Regions from separate parts of the Mus musculus genome. Here region 2 is linked to region 1. The links are chromatin loops, found by intact Hi-C in ENCODE. Cell type or tissue: left cerebral cortex. All regions are shown on one strand.

Region 1 (2,500 bases):
CACAATAGCCTCTCAGGGCCTCCATGCAGAGACTCCCCTGCTATAAGCCCGTCCTCGGTGGCTTTTCTTAGCTGTAGAGGGAGATTTCACAATCCTCTCACTAAGGTATCCTTTATAATTCTAAAGCTGGAACCATGTGGGAAACACTTTCAAGTTTTACCTGCCTACCTGATACAGAACCTGTCCCCACTGAATTGCATTTACAGAAGTGACAAAAGCTGGGTTGGGTGGGGTCTTTCCCAGAGAACATCCCTCCCTGTATTCTACCTCAGAATATGCCTTCTTCCCATCTCTTTCAGTGCAAATCTTGGCTCCAACATTAAATTTCCTGATGCCCTTTTTACTTCAGTCTGTATATTTTGTATTCCTTTTCTCTACTTGCTCTATTGCTTTGTAGATCTTCACAGAGTGTTTAATAATAGCCATGCAACAGAGTCAATATTAGGTTGTTTTGAAATCTCCACCAAGGAAATTAACCCAAAACTTTTCAATTAGCAGATTATTAGGTCATAGGCAGAAAACAGCACTATTCTTTGCCAAAATATCCCAAGAATGGTCTCTAGCCCAGTTGCTAACATTGCTCCCTGTTGAAATCTCTTGATCTGGATTGCTATAGCGACCATTACTCTCAGCACCATTGTCTTCCAATGTCCTACTCGGATAATCCATTAAGCTTCAGTTATAGCATTTAACTGTCTCCTAGTCCAAAGTCTCAAAGTCTTCCCCATCCCTCCAAAACAGCATGACCAGGCTAGTCACAACAATGCCTCATTCTGAGCACCAACTTCTGCCTTAGCCGCATTTCTATGGCTGTGATAAAACACCACTATAAAAAACAACTCGTAAAAAGAAAGTGTTTAATTCAAGAAGGTCAGAATTCCTAAGATAAATAGCTGAAAGCTCACATCTTGATCTATAACCATGAGGCAGAGAGAGGGAGACCAGGAAAGGCATAAGTGCTTTTGACCTTCAACGGCTGCATCCAATGACATGAATCCCTCAGCAAGGCCACACCTCTTCATCCTTCCCAAACAGTTCCATCAAACTGGGAACGGAGCATTCAACCAAATGAACCTATGGCAACCCATCTCATTCCAACCACCACATCATTGGTCTTCCTCCCACCCATGCTTGCTCTGGTAATGCAAGCTCCCTCTACCTTCCAGTATTCAAAACCAGATTCATCTCTATCTGGTCCAGATTCTATATTAGCCTGGAACTTCAAGTGCTTAACTTCACTTTCTAGTTAACCCTACGACAACATGTTGTTTCTGTATTCAAGCTTTTCTCTTATACAGCAAACACCACAGATTGGGCCATGCATAGCATCATTTTATAATGCGATCTAGTGCCCTCTTCTGGCCTGCAGGCATATATACAGGCAGAAAGCTATACGATGTATACTTAATAATAATACATAGAAAAGAAAATCCAGAACCCTCCTTTAAAAACATAAAATATAAAACCAACCATAATCCAGTTATTACAGGAATGTAAAGCATTATACAAGCCTGATATCAGCAAAAAGAGTTTCTCTCTTAAGCCATGACCATGAATGCTTCAACCTGCAAATTATAACTCCAATATGACACCAAAAAACACCTCCCTATCAGATTTTATAATTAATTTAAGGTAATAATTTTAGAACTACCATACAACATCATTGTGTAGAAGAATACCCCTTCTTTAGAATACCCTGTTAAACTCTTGGTTATCTGTGGAACATCGTGTCCCAAGTCTCCCTCACAAATGGGAGAGAATCACACCACGCATAGTTTGTGCTCCCAAGGGTGGAGAGTTCAGCCAGAAAATCAAACCCAAGCGATTCTGTTTGTGTCTATAACAAACATTTACCAACAGCTTGCAGATTTTCCATCCCAGTTGTGTGGACACAGAGACATTTGGTTTCAACATTTGCTTGGGTAATTGGGCCATGTAAATGCTTGCTTACTCTGCTGTGGCTTTACAAAGAAGATTTATGCATTAAAAATTCAGCTAAAAGGTTGTATAAAATAACTTCTTAGGCAACGATTAGGCACTAACGTAGTCCTACTGAAGTCTGTATTTTACTGAAGCCTAAAGACTGCATATTAAAACTTAAGGAAGCAAAGCATTACAAAGTGAGAGAAAATAAAAGGATTGCTTTACCTGAGACTGCAAGAATCACACTTAAAGTGGGAGAGTGGAACTGGTAAGAGAGAAGAAAATATATTACCAAATTTCCCACCTAAGTGTTCAGTGATTTGTGAAAGGTAAGAATATAAACAGAAATAACACCAGACCTCATAAGGAAAACAGGTTGCCACTTAGGATAAACTTCTCACTAAACTTTGTATCATGAGTGTACAGACTTGGTCTCAAGAAAACTGAAAACCGTGATAAGGATTAATCAAAGGTTCTATAAAAATTCATGCTCTTTAGTATGTATATTATAATGAGTATGCATATGAATTACCCCCACCCCAAAATTGGCCAATGATGACTCTAGCAGATGATATGG
Region 2 (2,500 bases), 1.8 Mb after region 1:
GGACCTGGGTTCAATTCCCAGCACCTACATGTGGGCTCACAACCATCTGTAACTCCAGTCCCAGGGACTCTGATGTCTTCTGACCTCCAAGGGCACTAGATACACACGTGATGACTTACATACTTGAAGGCAAAACACGCATACACATAAAATAAGTACGTCTATCAATAAAGGGTAAGCAGGCAGTAGTATTGAGGTAATACTACTCAAGGAGAAAGTATTAACTAGAATCCTAAAAGAAGAAACAAACTTAGAAATCAAGGTAAAAGCGGGCCACGCAGCTTTCTGCCTGATCACAGAATGCCGTGTCCTTTATCTGGATGGCACTTGGTCTGTAGGATGCCTCTGAGATTCTTCTTCTTGCTTAATGTGCTGCGTGGATGAATCAACCACAGGCTGACTAATCACCTCCTAAAGATCCTGCCATCTGCATCACAAGATTGGAACAAACTGTCCCGAGACTGGAGAAATTTAAAATGGCATACTGTGAATAATACACATCATCCACTATGAACACTGGCTTGCTGCTTTCTAGAAGGAACTAGAGAAGACATCTACATACTAGTTTATAGAAGTGTAAGCCATAGTAATAAAGGACTCGCCCCTCTGCTATCCCAGTGACATAGTATAGCACAGCCAGGTAGTCCTTGTGAGCTTTTCTGCTGTCTCCAAGGGAACACTTGACAGGCATCAGCTGAGAGGGCGTCTCCCACTTCTGCCAGCATGAGCGTCACAACTAGAAGCACTCCCCAGAGGGGACATATGGCACTAAATTAGTAGTTATTGGATGCTTTCTACTGAGCATTTTGCAAGGTGCCGCCTTGTAGACATCTGACACCTCATTTAGCCCACCTGTCATCACTAGGCTTTGTCACAATCTGCATCTCAGTGAGGGCTTCTATTGCTGTGACAGGAACACCATGACCCAAAGCAACTTAACATCTCATCATCAAAGGAAGTCAGGAGAGGAACTCACACAGGGCAGGAACCTGGAGGCAGGAGCTGATGCAGAGGCCATGGAGGGGTGCTGCTTACTGGCTTGCTCAGCCTGCTTTCTTATAGAACCCAGGACCACCAGCCCAGGGATAGCACTACCCACAATGGTCTGGACCCTCCCACACTAATTGATCTCTAATTAAGAAAATGCTTTAATAATACCAGCTTTAGAGACATTTGTTTTCCAATGGAGGCTCCCTCCTCTCTGAGGACTCTATCTTGTGTCAAGTTGACATAGAAACAGCCAGCACAGTCAGTGAACAAAATGAAGTTTTGATGCCATAGTATTCCTTCAACAGATGTTCACGGAACACTTACCGTTAGGGACTGCGAGCGCCCACTGCCTATTTTGCTTACTCTTGTTGATGGAGGTGTTAGTGGAGGGGCTGGCAAGCCTGCAGATGACTGGGTCTCCTGCGTGTTCCTCTCCTACGCACTTCTCCACACCCTTTCACCAGTCTAGACCAAGACTCCTGCAGATTACCATGCCTACCGCCACTCTCACAAGCTCTCTCGGGATTTCTCAAATCTTGTACCTGCTAAGGGGCCCTGACAGGTTTTGTTTCGTTTTGTTTTTGGTTATGAGGGCTGGGTTATCATCATTTAGCTGTACTCCTGGGTCTCAGGTATTAGATGCCAATACAAAACAACCTTTAATGGTTTATGCAAATCCCCAGTGCTGGGGGAAAGGTCACTACAACTACACTAGTCACCCTTATAGGAGCTTTCTCTCTAGCCAAAAGGGCTTTCACACCACACACACACACACACACACACACACACACATACACACACACAAACCTCACTTGTCTATTTTGTGTATGGCAGAGGCGTGTGAGTTCTTCAGCATATATGTAGAGAGCAGAAGAAAACATGTGGGAATCTGTTCTCTCCTTCTCCCGTGAGTCCTGGGACTCACACTCAGGTCACCAGACTTGGTGACAGGCAGGCACCTTTACTCACTGATTCCTTCATGTACCCTTCTTGATTGTTCTCCCAACATCACCGCCTTTACTCTGGTTCTTTGGTTGGGAAATGGTAGTTTCTCAATATCAGCACCACTGCTGTTGGGCCTGGATAATTCTTTTTTTTTCCTCCTTGGATATTTTATTTATTTACATTTCAACTGTTATCCCCCTTCCAGGCTTCCCCTCTGGAAATCCCCATCCCACCCACTCCTCCCCCTGCTTCTGTGAGGGTGCTCCCTGCCCAACCCATTCCCACCTCCCCACCCTGGCATTCCCCTACACTGGGGCATCCAGCCTTTGCAGGACCAAGGGCCTCAGGCCTGGATCATTCTTTGCTGCCGGGATTGTCCCGTATATTAACAGAATCCCTGGCTTCTACACATTAAAGACAGCAGCAATATTTCATTCCATGCCCAGCTAGGACCATCTAAAATGTCTCCAGATGTTGTGCAACATCCCCCCACCCCCACCCCGGGGGAAATATCACCACAAACTGAAAGTGAATGCCCAAGTCAGCTCTGCCCTCCTCTGTCCTG

Evidence for each region. Peaks named below come from ENCODE experiments on the same cell type or tissue, not always from the same donor. Only the 100,000 strongest peaks of a DNase experiment are listed, where the experiment ranks them.
Region 2: a loop joins it to region 1, with 30 times the contacts of the local background. A loop is called at or near these places in 6 of 42 quality-filtered maps.

The regions. Positions count from the first base shown.
Region 1 is chr10:90,234,329-90,236,828 of GRCm38, reverse strand. The region is part of intron 9 of Anks1b (ankyrin repeat and sterile alpha motif domain containing 1B); the gene reads right to left. Among named protein-coding and RNA genes, the nearest start is that of Anks1b, 360 kb to the right of the region's middle. In left cerebral cortex, a CTCF peak has its summit at 1,349 (motif pointing left); no DNase peak of the experiment used is centred here.
Region 2 is chr10:88,390,574-88,393,073 of GRCm38, reverse strand. All of the region lies in intron 1 of Gnptab (N-acetylglucosamine-1-phosphate transferase, alpha and beta subunits), which reads right to left. Among named protein-coding and RNA genes, the nearest start is that of Gnptab, 13 kb to the right of the region's middle. In left cerebral cortex, no CTCF peak of the experiment used is centred here; DNase peaks (open chromatin) are centred at 475, 681 and 1,373; H3K27ac peaks cover 278 bases.